2 separate regions of the Homo sapiens genome follow, and region 1 is linked to region 2. Evidence: read pairs that join two places in POLR2A ChIA-PET (ENCODE). Cell type or tissue: K562. All regions are shown on one strand. Each heading gives the region's core, and the rest is flanking DNA. Links, peaks and the distances in the headings are about the cores only.

Region 1 (12,399 bases), core at 5,447-7,946, 180 kb before region 2:
TCCCGAGTAGCTGGGATTACAGGTGCCTGCCACCACGCCTGGCTAATTTTTGTATTTTTAGTAGAGATGGGGTTTCACCATGTTGGCCAGGCTGGTCTCAAACTCCTGACCTCAGGCGATCTGCCCACCTTGGACTCCCGAAGTGCTGGGATTATAGGCGTGAGCCACCGTGCCCAGCCAACAATGCTAATCTTAAGACTAGGCTGGGTTGGCCAGGTGCAGTGGCTCAGACCTGCAATCTCAACACTCTGGGAGGCCAAAGCAGGCAGATCACCTGAGCCCAGGAGTTCAAGACCAGCCTGGGCAACATAGCAAAACCCTATTTCAACAAAAAATACAAAAATTAGGCAGGTGTGTTGGCATGTGCCACCCAGCTACTCGAGTCCCAGCTACTCCAGAGGGTTGAGGCAGGAGGACTGCTTGAGCCCAGGAGGTTGAGGCTGCTGTGAGCTGAGATCACATCACTGCACTCCAGCCTGGGCAACAGAGTGAGACCCTGTCTCTTAAAAAAAAGAAAAAAAGGCTGGGCGCAGCGGCTCACACCTGTAATCCGAGCACTTTGGGAGGCTGAGGTCAGGAGTTTGAGACCAGTCTGGCCGACGCGGTAAAACCCCGTCTCTACTAAAAATACAAAAATTAGCTGGGCATGGTGGTGGGCTCCTGTAGTTCCAGTTACTTGGGAGGCGAAGGCAGGAGAATCATTGGAACGCAGGAGGCTAAGGCTGCAGGTTGCAGTGAGCTGAGATTACACCACTGCACTCCAGCCTGGGCAAGAGAGACTCCTTCTCAAAAAAAAAAAAAGGAAAGGAAAAGGAAAAAAGAGAGTAAAAGACCAACATAAAAGTATATAAAAGTATGACAAGCACAACTTTCAATAATGTAACTATCACAATAAATCACACTTCTTTGAAAACCAGGCATCAGAGACAGCGAAGTAAGCAGAGGCATTCACGTTTTCAACACTTTGGAATTACCCAGGTCGACGTCTAGGTGAATACTGCTTGTAAATTCGGTCCATGCTACCTTGGAGATTCATGAGAGCAGTAATAGCTTGGTTCAAACATTCTCTGTCTTCTTGTTCTTCACTACATGCTTTCAATTGCTAAGAAAAAACAGAAAGAAAAATCAAAACTGCATTGTTTGATTCTTCCCCCAACTTTCTAGTAATAGAAAAAGCAGCAACAAATATTATCAACTCTAAGTTAATTTTATATATACTTAATAAAAACAGCTATAATTTTATATATACCTACTGCCCTCTCAAACCAACCCTTTTTCTTTCTTTTTTTTTTTTTTTTTTGAAACAGGATCTCACTCACTGTGGCCTTGAGCTCCTGGGTTCTAATGATCCTCCACTCTCAGCCTCTCAAGTAGCTGAGACCACAGGCGAATGCCACCACACCCAGCTAATTTTTAAAATTTCTGTAGAGACAGGGTCTCGCTATGTCTCCCAGGCTGGTCTTGAACACCTGCTCAAGCTATCCTTCTGCCTCTGCCTCCCAAAGTGCTGGGATTACAGGTATGAGCCACCAGTCCTGGCCCAACCTTCTTTCTATAAACATAAACACAATACAGATATAAACTAACATGAGCATAGTAATCAGGAAAAAAAAAAGCAACTGTAAAAACCATTCGGACATTTTATTTTTATTTTTTATTTTTTTGAGACAGGGTCTTACTCACTCCGTCACCAAGGGTGGAATACAGTGGCAGGGCTAACTGCAGCCTCGATCTCCTGGGCATAAGGCTTCCCGAGTAGCTGGGACCACAGTTGCATGCCACCACATCCAGCTAATTTTTTTATTTTTATTTTTTGTAGAGATAGGGTCTCACTAGGCTGGTCCCAAACTCCTGGACTCAAGCTATCCTCCCATCTCTGCCTCCCAAAGTGTTGAAATTACAAGTGTGAGCCACTGTGCCAGGCCACATTTTCCAAACATATTTAAAAAGTTTAAAACACCTAAAGCATGAAGCTTACAACTTACTTTTATTCATTAGCAACTATGAATAGAGAAAATAAGTAACTATAAACTATTTCATATTCTCTAATGATTACTTTGTTTTAGCAATTTCAAGTTTACAAATCTTTGTTATATAACATAATCAAGGGTACTAACTTTTAACACTTCAATCTATCATAAACTTTTCCGTAAACAGCATCTCTCAAAGGATTCCACTGCTATTTTTTACAATATGAAATGTCAAGAAACCATGAAAATTAATTCTATCTCAATCTTTAGAAGATTTAGAAACTGACTTATTAATCTCTAAAACTCTGGTTCTATTTCATTTGCCCCAAAATGTTCTCTTGTATTTCACTCTCAGAAAGAAAGCAAATTTACTTATAATAAATAATTCAGATTGTATTGTATTGTGCTCCAATGTTTTGATTTTTTTTTTTTTTTTTGAGACAGGGTCTCACTCTGTCACCCAAACTGGAATACGGTGAGGTGATCATGGCTCACTGCAGCCTTGCCTCAACCTCCTGGACTCAAGTGATCCTTCCATCTCAGCCTCCCAAGTAGCTAGAACTACAGATGTGTGCCACCATGCTTGGCTAATTTTTTTTTTTAATTTTTCTGTAGAGATGGGGTCTCACTATGCTGCCCAGGCTGCCCTCAAACTGTTTTAATCTTTTGAAAGAAGAGTTCAAAGTGGAACATCATATAGATATTATATATATTATGTATTTATAAATATATATTTATGCAAGGATATGGGGAATTATGATCACTTCAGAAAATTTTTAAAAACTTAAATCTATTTTGTGATCTTTAACTTATTAGAGATTTTGTGATAAATTAAAATTTTCCTTATATTCCAAGAGCAATCTCAAAAGCATTCAGCAATGGTTCCCTTTCCTCAGCAAAGAACTAACTGGCTATTGTTTGACAACTTTGTCCATTACCTTTTATTTATGTCTTAGAAATTAGTCTCTATATGAAGCACAGAGCCATTTGATTTTATTTCAAGACACATGTAGAGGTCTTGTCATCAAGAGATTAGCAACATAAATAATGTAAATGACTATTATTAGAAGTAATACCTTAATCTCTAGACTAAGCAATAGAAAGGATGGAAGCAAAGTCAAAATATCATAGAAAGTTTGAAAAAAGATCTGTGCTTGGTTATTCTGACTTCTACAGGTGAAAGTTACTGGCAAAATCACTTATTTTGCTGCTTTAAAGATTTCTTACAGAAAGTCTTCTCAGCTCCACTCTAAAATATTTCTTTAATAAATATGAATGTTGATGACATCAAACACTTAATTAGAACTGTTTTATTCTTGTTTTTGTTTATCCAAATATCTAAATTATCACCAGTAGTGATATCCTACCAAAAAGGTATGATTTTCATTGTCTACTTGGTCTTAAGGCTGCTCAAACTCTTCCACGTGTCATTTTTAAATAACCATGTAATAATTATAAGCTGTAAAGGAGAACAAAATTGAGGATATTTAGAGTGGGATTTCCTGGTAATGGAAGTATATTAAACAACGGCTCTGTTTGGCATAATAATCTGATAATTTGCTAAATATTTCTTGAATTTTCAGCAGTGAGATTTGATAAACATCATATTAATGAATATCCAACTAATATTCTACAGATACTTAAAAGAATGTGTTCCAAACATCTTACACAGAAATTACTGGGCCAGGCAAGGTGGCTCACACTTGTAATCCCAACATACTGGGAGGCCAAGGCGGGCAGATCACTTGAGCCCAGGAGTTCAAGACCAGCCTGACCACACGGAGAAACCTTGTCTCTACAAAAAATACAAAAATTAGCCGGGCGTGGTGATGTGCACATGTAGTCCCAGCTATTTGGGAGGCTGAGGTGAGAGGATGACCTAAGCATGGGAGGTAGAGAATACAGTGAGCTGAGATTGTGCCATTACACTCCAGTCTGGGTGACAGAGTGAGACTCTGTCCCCCGCAAAAAAATGAAAATAAAAATAAAAAATACAAAAAAAAATTAGCTGGACGTGGTGGTGCATGCCTGTAATCCCAGCTACTCAGGAGGCTGAGGCATGAGAATCACTTGAACCTAGGAGGTGGAGATTGCAGTAAGCCAAGATAGCACCACTGCACTCCAGCCTGGGTGATAAGGCGAGATTCTGTCTCCAAAAAAAAAAAAGAAAGAAAAAGAAAAGAAAAATTACTGTACTGAACTATGTGCAAACAAGTAATGTACTTTCATGCCCCCATTCGCTTTCTACACAACAGTCTCTGACCTCCTTATCCACCCGGTGAATTTAGCCACTAGGATACAGTTGAAATGCTTCCTCTTGAAGATGCCTTCTGATTATGCCTTTTCCCTCTTAAATTTTTTCTTTTGAAATATCAAATTTATAGAAAAGTTGTAAAAGTAACACAAATAACTCCTGTAATACTCTGAATCACCAATTTTTAACATTTTGTCACATGCTTCATCATTCTGTGTGCCAGTGTGTGCAGATCGTTTTTTTAGTAGTTGTGATACTATCCACTCAGTTCCTTCCAGAGGAAGGGGGACTACGGCTGAATGGTTTTGCAGTAGTTTTTGGAATATAAGGAAAAGTCAAATGTATCACAAATTACTCTCAAATAGTATCATTCTCCTTTACTCCTTTAATATTTCTCATAGCTCATCTTACAACAAGGATTTTCTTTTACAGAATCACAGTATAGTGATCAACTTCAGGAAATTTAACACCGAGTAATCTACTGCATAATCTAATCTATAGTGTATATTCCAATTTTGCCAACTGTTTTAATAACATCCTTTAAGGTAATATTTTCCCCCAAAACAGGAACTGGTCAGTGAAGCACTAAATTGTCATGTTTCTATTGTCTCTTTTATTCTGGAGAGTTCCTAAGCATTTGTCTTTCATGACTCCCGCAAATAAATAAGGACACACACACCCGCGCACACACTGTTCTCTCTCTCAGTAGGACGAATACCCAAAACCATTATGTATTTTTTTTTACTCCACTGAACAAAGGAAAAATCAATAGGAATTTTTTTCTGCCTTCCCTAAGCAGAGCTAGTAACTCCTGCTTCATTGATCTCATAGTACTACCTCTATTAGGCTCTTATAATATTGTAATTATTTGTTTGACATCTATTTTCTTCACTAAATTGTAAACATCTTAATGCCTAGGGACACGTTTTATTCCTTTTCAGTTTACCTGCATGTGGTAGGTATCCACTAGGTGGTTGTCAGAAGTAACTGGAATAAATGACTACTGTATGATTTTGTTAAGTATTTAGACCAATAATGAATGTTTTTTGAGCTCTGCTCTGTGCACGCTCTTTTATGCATTAGCTTATTTAATTTTTATTACAACTCTGTAACACGAGGTACTATAATCATATGTTACAGATGAAGGAAATGAGGCACAGAGAAATTAAGTAATTTGCCCAATATAAATAGGAGAGTTTATATCCAAACCCAGGAGCTCTGACCCCAAAGTCTCTGCTTTTTTGCTACACTAATACCCCGTGGCTCTACCATGACACCAGACACAGCTACGCAAAACACTGGTCTGTGTCTAAATCTGATGACCACTGAGTTGAAAGGGATTCTTTCTATGTTGAAAACAAACTGGATAACTACTGAGTTTAAGAAATAAAATGAAATGAGTGTACTCTGGAAAAGAGGTCAAAGAGAAAAGATACCCTTGCTACATATGCTTAAAATTAAAAATAAAAGTGATTGTTTATTAATGGGTAATATCTTTTCTTTTTCTTTGAGATAAAGTCTCACTTTGTCAACTAGGCTGGAATGCAGTGGCACGATCTCGGCTCACTGCATCCTCGATGTCCCGGGTTCAAGCGATCCTCCTGCCTTAACCCCCCAACCCCTGAGTAGCTTGGACTACAGGCATTGCCACCACATCCAGCTAATTTTTGAATTTTTTGTAGAGATGGGGTTTGGCCATGTTGCCCAGGCTGGTCTCAAATTCCTGAGCTCCAGCAATCCACCTTCCTTGGCCTCCTAAAGTGCTAGGATTACAAGCATGACCCACCGCGCCTAGCTTTAATGGGTAATATCTTATGAACCTAGCTGAAGAATATATTCCTTGCTACCTGATACTCATCATTATCCTTAGTTGTCTATAAGTGTATCCTGTCTAAGATTTTATATTTCATGTAAGTTTTTTCTTAACTCTGTATGAGAATTCACTGAAATATTTACCCTGCTTTTCTTGAAACTCCTACCAAATGCTACATCTACTATGGACATATGTGCCCACAGCAAGGGGAATTTCAATAAATTATGAATTTGTCTCTAATTCACTGTACTAGGAGTTCAGTCTAGGTGTGAAATAAAACATGTAATCAATTCTTTTTTATTAGTAATAAACTCTCTAGATTTTCATAAGAGTGGAGTTGGTAATTTGGTGGGAAATTAAATCCATTAAAACCTATGACTAGGCTGGGCACACGGGCTCATGCCTGTAATCTCTCCACTTTGGAAGGTCAAGGCAGGAGGATCACTTGAGGCCAGAAGTTTGAGATCAGCTTGGGCAACATAGCGAGACTCCCTCTCTAAAAAGAAATAACCTAAAAACCCCAAAACAAACAAAAAACCCGTGATCATATTTCTTTACGTGCTTTTTTAAAAAAAACACTAACTTTAAAAAAAAACACATAAGAAAGTTAACTGTTATTAACTTTCTTTCATATGTACCTGAATCATATGTCAGTACTGAAAAAGTAAATATGTAGTAAAATCCTCTTTATGGTCTTTTTTAAGAGTTGAGAGATTTCTTTCAATAGAGATTGCAAGCTCTTTATGTTATGAATATACTCACACACACACAAAAAGAATGACAAAGCAAGCCTGGGCAACATGACAAAACCCCTTCTCTACAAAAAATAAAAAAACAAAAATTAGCTGGGTATGGTGGCATGCTCTTGTAGTTCTAGCTACTCGGGAAGCTGAGATGGGAGGATTGATTGAGCCTGGGAAGTCAAGGCTGCAGTAAGCCATGAATGGGCCACTGCACTCCAGCCTGGGCGACAAGAGTGAGACTCTGTCTAAAAAAAACAGGAATGATAACAAGCAAATGTTGCATAATGTTAACAACTGGTAGCCAGGCGCAATGACTCACACCTGTAATCCCAGCACTTTGGGAGGCTGAGGCAGGAGGATCACCTGAAATCAGGAGTTTGAGACCAGCCTGGCCAACATGATGAAACCCAGTCTCTATCAAACAATACAAAAATTAGAATGGCGTGGTGGTGTGCACCTGTAATCCCAGCTACTTGGGAGGCTGATGTGGGAGAATTGCTTGAACCCAGGAGGTGGGGGTTGTAGTGAGCCGAGATCACCACTGCACTCCAGCCTGGGCGATACAGTGAGACTCTGTCTCAAAAAAAAAAAAGAAAAAAAAAGTGAGTCCAGGTGAAGGGTGCTCACCACTATTTCTGTAACTTTTTTCTGTTTTTCAAAGTAAAAGGTAAAAAAATATTACCTATAAACTCAATTGTTTCATATTGAAATACTGGTTGATCTTCCTCAATGAACCTCATTGAAGTTATTACTAAGTTTTCCTGTTAAGCTTTAAACTAAATTAATTCCTCTTGAGAGAGAATAATTTTTATTCTTTCCATTACTAAATTTCCAAGGAATGACCAGGGAGTTAGGAGAGTAAGAGAACATTACTTGCCTTTGAATAAACCAGTTCTAAAATGAGAGAGTTAACATGTCCTTAGTAAAAAAGGACAGACATAGATTATTTTCTGAGATAAGGTCTTGCTCTCTTGCCCAGGCTGGAGTGCCGTGGTGTGATCTCAGTTTATTACAGCCTCTAATTCCTGGGCTCAAGTGATCCTCTCATCTCAGTCTCACAAGTAGCTGTGACTACTGGCATGCATTACCACGCTCAGCTAATTTTAAAAATTTTTGTAGAGATGAGGTCTCACTATATTGCCCAGGCTGGTCTCAAACTCCTGGGTTCACGCCATCCTTTCACCTCAGCCTCCCAAAGTGCTGGGATTACAGACATGAGCCACTGTGCCTCGCCTATATACCTTCTTAGAGAAATGTCTAAATCCTTTGCTCATTTTTTTAGTCAGCTTGTTTTTTGTTGTTGAGTTGTAGGAGTTCTTTATGTATTCTGGATAAGAATCTTTTATCAGATATATAATTTACAAATATTTTCCCATTCTATAGAATGCCGTTTCGTGATACTGTTTTGGCTCAGTACTCATCCAAAATAAATTCTGTCTCATGTTAAGCCTACTTTGGGATGAGAATCATAAGAAAGAAGGCTGGACTAGTGTGACTCAAAGGTTATTACATCCCTTTAGTAGTAGAAAACACAATCCTGGAACAGTTTTAACCCACTGTTTTAAAGTATCTGCTTTGGTGATCTACCAAGAGAGATTTATTCTTGGATTTAGTGTTTAAATATTATTTTTTATTTTCCAAAATCAGATTTATGATAAAACAAGATGGAAAAACAACTATATGACAAGAAATTAGAGGATACCATATATAGTTACCTAAAATTATTTCAAAGTACATTGTTAGGCCTGGTGCAGTGGCTCACGCCTGTAATCCCAGCAGTTTGGGAGGCCAAGGCAGGCGGATCATTTGAGGTCAGGAGTTTGAGACTAGCCTGACCAACATGGTGAAACCCCGTCTCTACTAAAAATATTAAAAAAAATTAGCCAGGCATGGTAGCACGCATCTGTAATCTCAGCTACTCAGGAGGCTGAAGCAAGAGAATCGTTTAAACCTGGGAGGTGGAGGTTGCAGTAAGCCGAGCCTGCACCATTGCACTCCAGCCTGGGCGACAGAGTGGGACTCCATCTCAAAAAAAATAAAAATAAAAATAAAAAACAAACAAACAGGCCAGGCACAGTGGCTCACACCTGCAATCCCAGCACTTTGGGAGGCCGAAGGCAGGTGGATCACTTGAGGTCAGGAGTTTGAGACCAGCCTGGCCAACATGGTGAAACCCCATCTCTACTAAAAAAAAATAGAAAAATCAGCTGGGTGTGGTGGCGGTCACCTGTAATCTCAGCTACTTGGGAGGCTGAGGCAGGAGAATCACTTGAACCTGGGAGGCAGAGGTTGCAGTGAGCCAAGATTGCACCACTGCACTCCAGCCTGGGTGACAGAGTGAGACCGTGCCTCAAAAAACAAACAAAGTACATTGTTGGTTTATTGTTACTCATGGCAATATATATTGTTATATACATTGTTGGAATAATGTTATATTATTGTTGCCATGCAACAATTTATATTGCATGGCAATATATATTGTTACATATATATAGTTAACTCATGGCAGATATATAGAATATATATCTATAATATATTCACTTTATAGATAATACTTTTTTGTTCTTTTCAAATTTAAGCCCCATAAGGTTGATCACAAACTACTGTTTTCATTTTTCTTCTCAGATAAATTTTGTTTATTTATTAATTTACTTTTAAGACAGAGTTTCACTCTGTCATCTAGGCTGGAGTGTACTGACGTAAACATGGCTCACTGCAGCCTTGACCTCCTGGACTCAAGCAATCCTCCTGCCTCAGCCTCCCTAGTAGCCGGGACCACAGGCATGCACCACTATGTCCAGCTAATCTGATTTTTTTTTTTTTTTTGTAGAGACAAGGTCTCACTTTGTTGCCCAGGCTGGTCTTGAACTCCTGGGCTCAAGTGACCTTCTCACCTTGGCCTCCCAAAGCGCTGAGATTATAAGCATGAGGCACCTTACCCCACTTTCTAAGATAAATTTTAGATAAATTTCTACAAACTGCTTTTTAAACATAATTTTAGATTATTATCTTAACATATAATTCAATCTTCATGCAAGAAGGAAAAGAAAAAAAATCACTTCTTGATTTATAAGTAACTTTATAACATAATTCTTATATCCAAAGAAAAAAAATATAGCCAGGTATGGTGGCTCATGCCTGTAATCCCAGGACTTTGGAAAACTGAGGCAGGCAGATTGCTTGAGCCTAGGAGTTCAAGACCAGCCTAGGCAACATGGTGAGACTCTATCTCTACAAAAAATTTAAAAATTAGCTGGGCATGGTAGCACACATCCGTAGTCCTAGCTACGTGGGAGGGTCGCCTGAGCCCAGGAGGTCAAGGCTGCAGTAAGCCATGATTGTATCACTGCATTCCAGCCTGGGTAACAGAGCAAGACCCTGTCCCAAAAACAACACAATAAAATAGATGATATACAAATAGTTAACAAGTATATAAAAGATACTCAACATTACTAGTCATTAGGAAAATTAAAATCAAAACCACAATGAGATACCACCTCGTATCCATTAGGATGACTATTATTAAAAAAAAAAAAAAAAACAGGCCAGGCAGGGTGGCTCACGCCTATAATCCCAGCACTTTGGGAGGATGAGGCAGGTGGATCGCTTGAGGTCAGGAATTCGAGACCAGCCTGGCCAACATAGTGAAACCCTGTCTCTACTAAAAATACAAAAAATTAGCTGGGTGTGGTGACAGGCGCCTGTAATCCCAGCTACTCGGGAAGCTGAGGCAGGAGAATCGCTTGAACCTGGGAGGCGGAGGTTGCAGTGAGCCAAGATCGTGCCATTGCACTCCAGCCAGGGCAACAAGAGTGAAACTCCATCTCAAAAAAAAAAAAGAAAAAGAAAAAGAAATTAACACGGTTTGGTAAAGATGTGGAGAAATCAGAACCCTGTGCACTGTTGGTAGGAATGTACAATGGTGCCATTACTATGAAAAACAGTGTGGTAGTTACTCAAAAAATTAAAGATAACATTACCATACGATCCATCCATTCCACTCCTGGGTATATACATAAAATAATTCAAAGCAAGGTCTCAAAGACATATTTGTACACTCACATTCACAGAAGCATTATTTATAGTAACCAAAAGGTAGAAAAAAATCCAACAGTCAGCCAGGCGCGGTGGCTCACCCCTGTAATCCCAGCATCTCGGGAGGCCAAGATGGACAGATCATGAGGTCAAGAGATTGAGTCCATCCTGGCCAACATGGTGAAACCCTGTCTATACTAAAAATACAAAAATTAGCTGGGCATGGTGACATGCACCTGTAGTCCCAGCTACTCAGGAGGCTGAGGCAGAAGAACTGCTTGAACCCAGGGGGCAGAGGTGGCAGTGAGCCGAGATCATGCCACCGCACTCCAGCCAGGCGACAGAGCAAAATTCCATCTCAAAAAAAAAAAAAAAAAAAAAAAAAAATTCAACGGTCTATCAACAGATGAATGGATAAATAAAATATGGTATAACACACCAATGAAATATTATCATCTCTCAAAGTTTATTTGTAAGCGTCATTGATGTTGTGTATTGTTCTAGTGTAAGTTTCTTTCATTATCTGAATGAACCACAATTTATTTACCCTTTTCTGGTTGGCAAACAGGATTTGCTATTACTGACACCTGCTACAGACTTTCTTGTACATTTCTCTTGGTATACATGTGCCTGCATTTTGTTTCTTTAGAGTATATATTCAAGGGTGGAATTGCCTAGTCAGACAGTATACATATTTTTTAATTTAAAAGGTAATGCCAAGCAGTTTTCCAAAGTGGGTTATACAGTTTACATTCCTAACAGAATGCAAATAGTTCATGCTGCTGTTTATGGATATTTTCAGACTTTCAAATTTCTGTAATCTGATGTGTATGTAGTGGTATCCTGTGGTTTTAACTGCATTTCCTTGACTATTAATGGTTTGAATACACATTTACTGCCATTTTGGATATCCTGTTTTGTGAAGTGATTCAAATCTTTTGCCATTTCTAATCTCTTCTAAGGCTTGTCTTTCCATTCCACATTTCTATTTGTTCTTGTTGTTGCTGTGCATTAATTAAAACTGAGTATATTCCATATTTATTCTAACGGTTACAGTTTCATTGATCAGACATGGGTAGTTTCTCTTTATTCATTCCTTTTTTTTTTTTTTCTGAGATGGAGTCTCGCTCTGTTGTCCAAGCTGTCTCCTGCCTCAGCCTCCTGAGTAGCTGGGATTACAGGCATGTGCCACCACCCCTAGCTAATTTTTGTATTTTTAGTAGAGACTAAAAACATGATTTTGCCATGTTGGCCAGACTGGTCTCAAACTCCTAGCCTCAAGTCATTCCCTCCCCCTTGGACTCCTAAAGTGCTGGGATTACAGGCATGAGCCACCGCACCTGGCTCTCTTTATTCATTCTTTGAAGCCCAAAATTACTACTACCTAGTAATAAAGAGTATCTGCTGCCTTTGGACAAGCATGAGTACTCATCAGTGAGTGTTTCTTTTCCCATTTCTAATTCCTTACACAATTTCCCTTGATCTTTTAAAGGCAGGAGTGATTACCAAAGTGAGCACGTGAAAGATGGAGATTTTCTGGTGACAATCCATTCATTTCTCTCTATTACTGCTACTGATTTTCAC
Region 2 (12,399 bases), core at 6,072-8,571:
TACTCAGGCGAGTAGTGTCTAAACTCCCTGACTTTGGAAGAGGGCAATCACTACTGATGGGTTTTTTTTTCTCATCTTCCCTCCCTTCTCCCCTGCCCTTCCCCTCCGCCTCCAAGGGTAGAGAGAAAGGAAAGGGCACTGGGGTGGGAAAGCAAGACGGACTGAGTGACATTACAACTAGCTTTCCTCCTGACACTTAGAAGGTTGGGAATCATTCTCCATAGAGTCTGAATAATCCAAACTAGTCAGGCAGGCTGGGATTAAGGACATCCAAATGGATTACCCCATCGTCATAAACAAGGTAAACCATGAAAGCATTCTGTAAACTGCTAAGCCCTTACAGAAATGTGAGTTTTTATTGTTGTTATTGTCATTATTAATGTTTTAACTTGATCCAAACTGCTCAAGAATCTTGGGTTGTTTTTGGACAATGAGTAAGTACTCAATAATTGTTAACTATTTTAATTAAAACAAATATGGCCACCTTTAATGGAGTCATTTAAATGAGGCTTCGAGTTTTCCTCTTTCCTAACTAATGCCTTAAAGGGCATTAGGTGAGACTGAGAACTTGGCTCTGCCCTGCCCCAACCTGGGGAAATATCCAGTTTTCCAAAAGGTGGGACAAAAACACCACTTACCCAAGGTCTTCCTAATCAGATACAGCTGATCCACATCCGATTTTCCTGGCCACAGAGGCACTCCTGACAGCAGCTCAGCAAAGACACAGCCAATTGCCCAAACATCCACCGGGGGGCCGTACTGCGTGTCCCCCACCAGCAGCTCAGGGGAGCGGTACCACCTGGTAGCCACGTAGTCTGTATAGTAGTCACTCGGTCCAGCTAGCCAGTGATGGAACATGGAAAACAAACAGCAGCGGAAGGCTGGAATCAAAACTGAGGGGGAGATCTCAGAAGTCAAGCCTGTGCCCAATTTTGTGGCCTTTCTATATCGCTGGTTCTCAATTCTAGTTGCACATTCAAATCACTTAAATAAATATTTTGTAAATTACTGATGCTCAAGCCACACTCCAGTCCAATTAAAACAGAATCCCTGGGGAGGGTCTGGGGGGGGGGGGGGGGTTATTTGGCTTAGAATTTAAAGTTCCCTGGGCACAGCGGCTCACACTTGTAATCCCAGCACTTTGGGAGGCCGAGGTAGGTGGTTTGCTTCAGCCCAGGAGTTCGAGACCAGCCTGGGCAATGTGGTGAAACCCCGTCTCTACAAAAAAAATACAAAACTTAGCCAGGTGTGGTGGCTCATGCCTGTAGTCCCAGCAATTCAGGAGGCTGAGGTGGGAGGATCACCTGAACTGGGGAGGTCGAGACTGTGGTGGGCTGTGACTGTGCCACTGCACTCCAGCCTGGGCAACAGAGTGAGACCCTGTCTCAAAAAAAAAAAAAAAAAGTTCCCCAGGTGATTCTAATCTGCCTCCAAGGTTGAAAGCCACTATTCTAAAGTAGCACTTCTGAAAAGTATTTTAGCAAGAAATGGTAGAAATCAGGGAGGTAAGATACTTTTTAATAACTACTTTACTGTGGTATAATTTATGGATAGCATACATAGGTAAACCATTGTATTATCTACACATTTTCGGTAATTACAAAATTATAATTTATAGCACACTTATGCCCTAAATATACAAGTACTATCTTGTATACTTCTAGAGCATTTAGATCCTTTGTTGTATCAAGAACTTTTTCATTTTTTATACTTAACAAAAGAAAATGTCAATACTCACTCAAAAGCCGAGCAAATCCAAAGTCACAAAGCTTAATCACGGAATGTTTCGTGATGAGGATATTTTCTGGCTTCACGTCTCTATGTATGCACTAGTGTAACAAATCAAAACAAAAACAATATTAAGGCTGAACTATATATGGGATAAATGAAACACATGACTATTTAGCAAATATTGGATAAATCATTTAAATCTCTCCTTGGCCTGTTGGACAACAGCAAAAGAGCAGCCTAAAATAAATCTAGTACCATGCCTGTCAGAGCCTGAATCATCCCAAATTCCTAAAAGGCCCAAAAGAGCCAAGAAGAGTGAAAGGAAAATGAAAGTAGGGTAGCCGGTCTTAGCAGAGAAAAATACAGGACACCCAGTTAAATTTGAATTTCAGATAAACAAATAATTTTTTTAGGATAATACATCCCATGAAGCACTTGGGATGTACTTATACTAAAAGTTATGCTTGTTTATCTGAAATTCAAATTTAACAGGGTGTCCTGTATTTAATCTGACAGTTTTAGGTGAAAGGGAAAATGTTGAAAGGTCCGGGTGAGGCTGCATCATGGTTGCAGGAGCTGCAAATTGGTGCATAAGCAGAATTCACAATTCAGTTGTTTAACTGTGAACAGAACACAGTCAGCCTCGTAAACAGGACAAGCCCTGGGCCTGCTGAGATAAGCTGGGAAGAGAAGGGTGGCAACCACAGCTTGCCAAGAGATTTCCCTTCCAGCTCTGACATTCATCCGGACAAGATAAACAAGAGTAGGCAGCAGCCCTCACCCTCTGGGGAGAGTCGCTAGATGTCAGCTCTGTCCCACACACAAGTGCTCTGAGAGCTGCAGCCACCCCTCGAGATGCGGCCCCCCCTCCAGAATTTAGACTCAAATCACCTGTGGTTTCCAGCCCACAGCCAACATTCTTAAACAGGGTGATCTTAGAGAAAAGAACGTTTGAGAATCTTCACATGATTTTCTCATTAAATGACAATTTCTTTGGCAAAGAACAAATCAACAACCTAATTAAGAGTTACTTTTTTTTTTTTTTTTTTTGAGTTGGGTCAAAATACTGCTCAGGGTCCCTAATAATCTTCCTCTTTCCCAAGTGTTTTCCTCTTAGGAGGAGAATGCTAGATCGTTTGCAACCTGAGAGACCCTCTTTGGCCTGCAGCCTGAAACCCTGGGGTTATTCTTAAGAATCTGGAGAGGACTTGGGTTCTTCTTGGGCATGACCAGTTCTCACTCCAAAGGACCTTCAGGATGAGAGATCAGTGTCAATGTTTCCCCATGGGTATTTATTATTCTGGAAAATTTGGGGTAAATAAAACAACTTTGGGATTTTATTATAATCGATCTGGTTCTTAGCAATTAACATCCTGAGATCTCTATTCTTTTTACCACTGGCTTCACATATTGCTATAAATGGGTACACCATGAATATCATGATGACATATGGTCAGAAGTACTTGTAAGCAAGCATGTGCTCCTATTCTGTTCTGGGAATTCTTTACAAGTTTCTGCACCCACCCCCATCAGCACATGGAGCCAAACAGGGTGTCTGGGGCTCTCCAGGGAACTGTGGTATGCATTATATTTGTTTTTAGCATCCCAGATCTGCCCTACCAGGGTCTTGGTGCAGTCTCTCTTGCTCCCCCATCCTAAAACCTGCTCTTGAAAGAGTGGTAAGTCATAGTAACTAACAATATGGGTGTCCACTCTCCCCTGTGTATTACAAGGATTATAGCCTTTAGCTAGTTGGAGGCTCCTCAGGGAGAAGTGCTGTCTACTCTCATACTTCCTCCTTCCGGGAATGCAGCATCAGGAAAAATCATTTGGAACAATATAAAGAAGGAGATTTAGCCCTACCACCTAAATTGACCCTGGCAGTTGAGTAAGATAAAACATTGCAGTGAAATTGCACTCATGGCCAAAACGAAGCTCTAACTTTGGAATCTGGTTTCTATGCACAGTGGGCAGTATTGTATTGGATGGGGCAGCAGGCTTCCCAGCATCTGTGAAGTCACGTCACCTGGGCAATAGTCTACTATGCCTCTACCAGCCGCCTGTGGCCAGGAGTGTCACAGGCTTTCGATAGGTTGCTTGGTTCGAGACTCGACACTCATATCTCACCAAAGCAGACACTGGCACTTTGCACTGGGTTTGGGGTTCCACCTACTGCAACTGACATACTGCAGCTAAGCAGGCATGAATCACCTGGGGTTTTCCCCAATTTCATAGCCTTTTGGGAGTACAAGACCACATAGACTCCAAGTGAATGGGGTTCTACCTTAAATCTGAGTAGTTTCTAAGCAGTATAAATGTATGACTAATTTTTTGTTCTTTGTGGTTTTTTTTTTTTTTTTTTTGAGACAGGGTCTCATTCTGTCATCCAGGTTGGAGTACAGTGGCATGATCTTGACTCACTGCAGCCTCGACCTCCCCAGCTCAAGTGATCCTTCCACCTCAGCCTCCTGAGTAGCCAGGACCACAGGCACACACCACCGCACCCAGTTCATTTTTTTTTATTTTCTGTAGAGACAGGGTTTTGCCATGTTGTCCAGGCTGGTCTTGAACTCCTGGGCTCAAGTGATCTGCCTACCTTGGCCTCCCAAAGTCCTGGGATTACATGCAGGAGCCACCATGCCTGGCACTAGTTTCTTAAAATCATAAAAATGCATGTTTTATATAACCTGAGCAAGAAGGAATAGCTAGGTTGGCATTTTTAGCCTATACTTACCCAACCAGGCTTATGAAGATTTGGGTAAAAAATTTTACCCACAGAAGTGTGACATAAACTTTGTACAAGGCTCCACCTCAGCTTAAGGGGAGCCTTGTTGCTTTTCAAAAGAGATCATGAGACTTACATTGTGTTTATGGCAAAAATTTACAGCTTGCAGTGTCTGCCAAGTTATGCTCTTCACGAGATGTTCTGGTACCCTAATAAAAATAAAGCAGCACAAACACATTCTTTAGTGTAGCCATGGAATTCAGCTCAAGAAAAGAAAAAATAAACGAAGATAGGCTTTAGTAGTGAAAAATCTTAGGTGACACATAGTCATCTTACTCATCAATCATTCCATGAATCCAAAATGTAAAAATATGCGACCAGCACACCGCTGAAGTCTAGGGAGAACAGGTTAACAAAAATGCAAACATCTACTTCTTTGGTAAGGACATGAAAACCTACAGGGATTTCAACAAGTATTTATAACCACCTATCTCAAACATCTGTGACACCACTGGGAAACTGCCTGGTAACTTAAGCTCCATTTTCACAAGGAATTTTTTATTGATGTAAAGTTAAGTTACTATTCAGCACAAAAGATGCTGTTTATTTTCTCAAGTTGCCCCAAACAGACAGCCTTGAAGCAGGACTCATCTTCCATGTGTGGGCATGTGGTCTCTCAGAGCAGCATTGCTGTTGTTTGTTTGGTTTTTTAGATAATGAAGACTTTACTGATTATAGCAAAGAGCTTTACATTGCAAACCATTCTATTTGTTTTTTAGCATCCCAGATCTGCCCTACCAGGGTCTTGATGCAGTCTCTCTTGCTCCCCCATCGTAAATTGTTATTAAATGTTAATAATAATTTAAAAACCTGAGGCATCCTGGTTCTTTCCCTATGCTGCCATGGCAGCCAGCTGCAGCCCAGGTACATCTTTCTACTCTCTCCTCCATCACCACAGCTAAACTTCAAGCCACTGCTCCCAGTACTTCTTCCCTGACTCACATCTTTTATTACCAGGGCAACCAGTAGTTCCAGCAGGTACTTTGTGTGAATTAGAAAGAGGCATCTCGCCTGGAAACATTTAAAACAACAACAAACCAAGGCAGGGAGTGTAAGAAACGAACCACAGAGAGAGTGCATTTATTTTCTGAGACCCCAACCCACTGGCTGGACTTACTGTTTTGATAAACATTCCACAGTGTTGCTGTGGTCCTCAGCCAAAACGAATAAGTAAATCAGGGAGGAAGCTCTTGAGTAGCTGTGTTAAGGGGACTACAAAAAGTCACTTGTAGCCTCTGAGAGAGGCTACAAGGCCACTGTTGTCACAGGCCAGACGTTCAGGAAATCCTTTCAAGCAGATCAGGGGGTGTTTGAACAGAGAGTGGGATCACATGAAGGAAAGGAAGAGGCCACTTCCAGGAAGGCTAGTTGGGACATTGCTGGACCAGGTCTATGTCCCTGTGTTTGAAGTTGCTTCTCTCCAAATTCTCTTTTCCTTGTTTGAGCGGCATATAGGCATAGATGCTAGAAAAAGTCACTGTCGAGAAAAAAGGCTTAGAAAAATGCAACTAAGATGAGACATTAGGGGGAATGCTTTTCCCCAGCCTCCACTTTTAATTTTTTTTTTTTAGGGTCAGGGTCTTGCTGTGCTGCCCAGGCTGGAGGCAGTGGTGCTATCATAGCTCACTGAACTTTGGACTCCTGGACTTAAGGGATCCTCCTGCCTCAGCCTTCCCAGTAGCCTCTACATTTTGTCCAGAAAAATGGAATATATTTTGATTATTCAATAAATTAAATTTTTGGTTTTTTTTTTTTTTTTGAGATGGAGTCTTGCTCTGTCACCCAGGCTAAAGTGCAGTGGTACAATCTCAGCTCACTGCAAACTCTGCCTCCCAGGTTCAAGCGATTCTCCTGCCTCAGCCTCCAGTAGCTGGGATTACAGGTGTGTGCCACCACACTCAGCTAATTTTTGTATTTTTAGTAGAGACAGAGTTTCACCATGTTGACCAGGCTGGTCTCAAACCCCAGACCTCAAGTGATACGCCCACCTCAGCCTCCCAAAGTGCTGGGATTACAGGTGTGAACCACCATGCCCGGCCTGCAAATTAAGTATTAATATAGGGTTACCAGTACCAGGCAACTTTAGTTCCTACAAACATTTCCCCAAATAAATTATATAAAAGGAGCATATAAAAGTAAATTATAGTTGCATATCATTATTGCTCCTTTAATCCCCAGCACAGCTAATCCCCAGAATTACAAAACTCTCAAATGTAAAAACTCTGTACAAACTACTTAGTGCCATCTTGAACTGGCTACTCACTTCACTTCTTTACTCAGTTTCTTTTCTGTAATGCAGAGGCCTCAGACTCTGAGATCCCTTTTAGCTGAAACACTCATAATAAGAGGGGCCAGTTTTTCACTGTTGGAGAAGGGAGTTACAACTATAAAAAGGGGAAAAATAGATAGAATATATTCTGTGGTGTTGGATTTAGAGAGAGAGAGAGAGAGACAGCGTGAGAGTGCTGTGCTAGAAGGGGTTGATCACCTTATATAGGATGGCCCAGAAAGGTTCTCTGGTTAAGGGAACATCTAAAATAGTGGTTAAGTGGTGAGAAGTGGCCAGATTTGGGCTATATTTTTAAAATAGAGCTTCCAGGATTTTCTGAGGGATTGGATGTGGGAGAAAGAGAAGAATCAAGGAATGACATCAGGTTTTTAGCTTGAGTAACTGGTACACAGTGGTGCCTTTTACTCAGGAGAACACTGGAGGGGAAACTGGTTTGGGGGAAGGGAATGCTTACTGGACACCCAAAGGAAGACTGTGAGTCAGCAATTCTACATTCAGAAGGAAGGTCAGGCTGGAAATATGAGTTTGAGAAGCATAGCATATGGGTGGTATTTGGGGCCTAGGACTGAATGAAGCCAATTAAGGAGTGAATCCAGCTAAAGAAGAGGAGCTCGGAAGGAAGCTGTGAGACCCTTCCCCACAGAGGAGCAGAAAGAGGAAGGGGACCCCACAAGGGCACCTGAGTTGAGAGCATCAAGTGAATAAGACAACACTCAGGAGAATACAGTATCACAGGACCAACTGAAGAAAGTGTGTCAAAGGACTTCTGAATTAAGATGATGGATTAAGCAAGCCCAGCTAATTTTGTTCCCTCCTGAAACCTGACTAGAACTACGCTGAAGACTTCTAAAGACAAAACCTCACAAGGTCAGAGAGGACAGGAGAAGAGATAACAGCAACACAATGTGGAATCCAGAAAGCAACTGAATGAAAGATAATTAACTTAACAATCCTAGAAAGCGAAAATCTAAGCCAGGAGAGGGAAGGTGGAGAACCAACCAATTCATCCAGAAAGAATCCTCAAAAGGCTCGGGAAGTAGCAGCCAAAGTCTCTATGGAACTAGGAGCTAAGGAGTATGGAAAAAACTGTTTAGAAAATAATTAAATCCCTAGATCCCCTCCTCTATCATTTGCCCATAGGGAAACACTCTCCACTACTGGGCAGAAGGCTGGAGCTTTGTTTCTGGAAAGGATAAAGCAGAGGACATTTGGCATACGTGAGATTGTGGATACCGTTCTGAAAATGTGGATACTGTTCTGAAAACAGGGGATTAAAGGACTGTACACATACAAAATGCTGAATGCTGGGATTCCCCACCCCTCTTCCCTCACTAGACTCTGGGAAACCCGGCAGGCAGACTTCACTCTCCAGGCACAATATTCAAAGACTTTTTTGGGAGAAGCTCAGAGGGAAAGCTCTGAAGATTCTGACACTGGGGTTCCACCAGCAAATGGCCCAGCTAGAAAACCATAGTGAAGCTCAGAGCTTCCAGTAGTTCCTTGTTCTTAACTATGAGCATATAACCAGAGACTATATGATGCCCAAGAAAAGCCTCTAATAAGAAAGTAGAAGACCAGAACAAACAGAAAAAAGCAACTTAAAAGAAACAGAAATTATGGAGGATGAAGAGAACATTTTTAAATACCATTAATATCCTCAGAGAGAACAGGAAAGCTGTTGTATCCATGAAATAAGAACAGGATACTACAAGAAAATGGGAGGACCAGTTCAAGAGTCCACATCCCAATAATAGAGGGTACAGAAAAAGAAAATAGGTAAAACAATGAACAGGAAGTCAATAACAAAACAATTCAAAAATTTTTTTCTGAGGCAGAAAAGGCCCAGCAAGTGCCAGGATAATGGATGAAAATCAAGACACACTCATGAGTTTCATAATCAAAAACACTGAGCACAAAGAGAATCTCCTACAAGTTTCTGGAAAAAGAAACAGGACTTCACAAGAGAGCAGAAAATAGAATGGCATCAGGCTTCTTGGCACTAGAAGATAGAAGACACTAAAATAATGACTTCAAAAATTTGAAGGAATATTATCTTCAACCAAAAACCAATAAACAAGCCTATATCCAAACAAAATACCAAACCAGTGTGAGGATAGAATAAAGCATGTGAGGGCAAGGTCTCAACCTCTTATTTGTTCCTGTACCTCTCATCTGCTCTTTCTCAGGAAGCCCCTCATGGATGCAGTCCACCAGAAAGGAGCAGTCCATTATCAAAGAAGATTATGTGGGCTGGAGACCCAATGCAGGAGGGAAGCAGCAGGAGTTTCTGGGAGGATGGCAGAGGGAGATGACGGGATAACTGCACTCCAGGTGGCAAAAGCAACCCATCCTGACAGGACAGTGTGACCCAAGAGCCATGCACAGTAAGGGGTATCATCGCCATGCCCTCTGCCTCATGCAATCTTAAATAAATATGAATATATTCAACAAACTTAACAGCTCTGGAAGAGTCTGGGTGACTGGCTGGACCCTTCAGGCTAAGGCAGATGTTTTGATGTTCTTTGTTCTTCTCTCTTGTCTTTTTGTTGTTGTTGTTGTTGTTGTTTGTTTTTTGTTTTGTTTTTTTGAGACGTTGTCTCCCTCTGTCACCCAGGCTGGAGTGCAGTGGTGCTATCTTGGCTCACTGCAACTTTCTCCTTCTGGGTTCAAGCAATTCTCCTGCCTCAGCCGCCCAAGTAGCTGGGATTACAGGCACACACCACCACACCCAGCTAATTTTTGTATTTTTAGTAGAGATGGGGTTTCGCCACGTTGGCCATGGTTGGCCAGGCTGGGCTCGAACGCCTGACCTCAGGTAATCTGCCTGCCTTGGCCTCCCAAAGTGCTGGGATTACAGGTGTGAGCCACCGTGCTTGGCCAATACTTTTTTTGCAGAAATGGGGGTCTTGCTGTGTTGCCCAGGCTGGTCATGAACTCCTGGGTTCAAGTGATTCTCCTGCCTTGGCCTCCCAAAACACTGGGATTATAGACATGAGCCACTATGCCTGGCCTAAGGAAGATGTTCTTAAAATTGTAGCCCGTGCTAGCAAGGCTAGGGAACTCATTCCACCTTAAGATATTTGTTTCCACATTGGTGGTAAATAGTGGTTGTGGCTGAGCTCTAGGGCAGAGTGGGGAAGGGCTAGAACAGGTATGAAGAAAAGGGGCTCAATTCCTTCTCATTCTTTACTCCCTTTAATAGCTCTTCTAGCTCAAAAGCAAGCTCTCCTTTCAGAGCAATCATACATAAGCTCAACCTTAATCTATGAGAGAAGAAGGGGCTTGAGCTTTTCTCCTGGGCCTGGTTCTTCTCTGCCATGGGATTAGGTGATTGAACTTTAGACGAGCCATATATATCCCCAGCTTTTCTTCCTAGTAAATAGTACTCCAAGGGAGCTGGACAGGATCCAACTTGGGCCTTTTGGACTCCCAGCCAGCTGGGCCTGGTCTGGTGGGCTTTAAAATCCTGAAGATATCAGCTCCCCCGACCTAGAAATGAGAGTCGGGCAAGGTATGAGAAAATCAAGCAAGGATCCTCCCTTTCTTTTCTGTCCCACACCAAGATGGAAGGGGCTCAAGAAGGCACTTCCATAGGTAGTCAGGTGGTCTTCCTTGAGGCCTTCAGTTCAGTTGCCTTGTTGAGAGCTCCAGTTGTTCCTCCAGAGCCCACTGGGCTGTTGCCCAGCTCCCCAGAGGCACTCCTTCTGGGGAGGGCAGAATGGAATCCATCTTTCGCTAGTGGGAAGATGTGGAGAATGGGCACACTGCTGAGCTCTCCACTGGTGTGACCTCATGGCATTCTTCCTGCCTGCTTTGTGAATTTTGTTTCACCCCCCAGGAACATAAAGGGTTCCCAACTGCTTGATTCTAAGGAAGGGTGTGGGCGGGAGAGGGGGGTGTCATTTGAAATCCCTGGAGTCTAGATTTCTGTGTGATTATATCATCTTTTTAACCAGTTAGAGATGGATGTACTTGGTCAAAATAAGCAAGTAAACCCAGAAAGAGGAAGACAAATCCAGGAAGTAATGAATCTGACCACAGAGAAATGCGGCAGGAATTACAAGGATGATGGCAAAGGGAAATCCAAGGGATACAGCTGGACAGCAGGTCTTGAGTACAACAAGCCAGACAGAAGGAAAAGGAGGTTTAAAGGCCAGACATTACCAAGAAAAAAAAATGGAACTGATGGATTACCTGATGTAACTATCCTGTGAAAATGTACATTGAGAGGCTATTAAAATGAGTTGGGGTGGGGCGCAGTGAGTGGCTCATGCCTGTAATCCCAGCACTTTGGGAGGCTGAGGTGGGCAGATTGCTTGAGCCCAAAAGTTTGAGACCAGCCTGGGCAACATGGTGATATCCCATCTCTACAAAAAATACAAAAAATTAGCCAAGCGTGGTGGCAGGCACCTGTAGTCCCAGCTACTTAGAAGGCTGAGGTGGGAGGATTATTTGAGCCTGGGAGGCGGAGGTTGCAGTGAGCTATGATTGGGCCACTGCACTCCAGCCTGGGTGACAGAGTGAGGCCTTGTCTCAAAAAAAAAAAAAAAAAGGTCAGGGGAGGGAATTAGCAACAAGATTAAAGAATGTCAAGCAAATTTTAAAACAAGGCAAGTGTTAATTTGAGGAAAAAGTACAAAAGGAAGCCATAGTATGGTACAATGCTCAGCTATAAGTAATATTTACATAGGCACAATAATGGGAACAGTGAACATTAATGTAACTATTTTGGAGGATTAGAACAGGAAGCAGAGGAGATAGTGATTTCAGGGAGCTAAATTTTCATCTCTCACAATAGAAAGGCTTTGATGTCTAAAAATTGATATTTTGAGATATATTAATCACTCTTTTACATTACATTATACTGCTGGATTTGATTTGCTAATAATTTTGCTAAGGATTTTTTACCTAAATTCTTGAGGAATATTCATCTGTCATTTTCTTTTCTAGAAATGTCTGTCTGGTTTTGGCATCAGCATATAGTGGCCTCATAAAATGATTTGGGAAATGTTCCTTCTCATATTTTCTGAAAGAGTTTGGGTAGGGTTACTATTATTTCTTCCTTATATGTTTGATAGAATTCATACATCAAATATTTTAATAATAGAGCCTAAGGTAGCACAATTATAAGAAAAAATATATATATATAAATCCATATCTTTGGTGAGAAAGTAAATTGGTTCTGTCTGGCAAAATTTACAACTCAAAAGTACCAATTTGAGAACTTCTAAAGGAAAATTACAAAAGAAGAAAAATCTATTTGTAGGAAAATTTTATACCAGAATCATTATCAAACCAAACACTGAAAATGACCTCAGTATTCAACCAGAGAGGAATGGTGAGACATAATAAACTTAATGTAATATTTTACAGTCATTGACAATAGATCTAAAAATTATAATGCAACATATATAGAAAATACATAGAAAAGAATATTAAGCGAAGAATAGAGTTGAGGGGAAAAACAGCCATCTCATCACAGAACACAGAGAATGTGGTGCTTCGTTTGGAAAAGCTTGGCTGCCTTTGCCGTCTTCAGGCTTGCAGACACAGACACTCAATTTTGTCAGCATACCAAGACAGTATCCATTTC

Evidence for each region. ChIA-PET counts read pairs that join two places held together with the same protein. Peaks named below come from ENCODE experiments on the same cell type or tissue, not always from the same donor. Only the 100,000 strongest peaks of a DNase experiment are listed, where the experiment ranks them.
Region 1: POLR2A ChIA-PET joins it to region 2 with 5 read pairs; 2 of 35 experiments call an interaction of 5 or more read pairs at or near these places.

The regions. Positions count from the first base shown.
Region 1 is chr14:50,160,508-50,172,906 of GRCh38, forward strand. It overlaps SOS2 (SOS Ras/Rho guanine nucleotide exchange factor 2), which reads right to left. Exons shown (of 23, transcript NM_006939.4): 9 at 975-1,102. Among named protein-coding and RNA genes, the nearest start is that of VCPKMT, 50 kb to the left of the region's middle. In K562, for the core only: no CTCF peak of the experiment used is centred there; no DNase peak of the experiment used is centred there.
Region 2 is chr14:50,340,394-50,352,792 of GRCh38, forward strand. It overlaps CDKL1 (cyclin dependent kinase like 1), which reads right to left. Exons shown (of 10, transcript NM_004196.7): 4 at 4,593-4,665; 5 at 1,739-1,829; 6 at 639-839. Among named protein-coding and RNA genes, the nearest start is that of DMAC2L, 34 kb to the left of the region's middle. RefSeq lists an enhancer at 7,118-7,412. In K562, for the core only: no CTCF peak of the experiment used is centred there; a DNase peak (open chromatin) is centred at 7,268.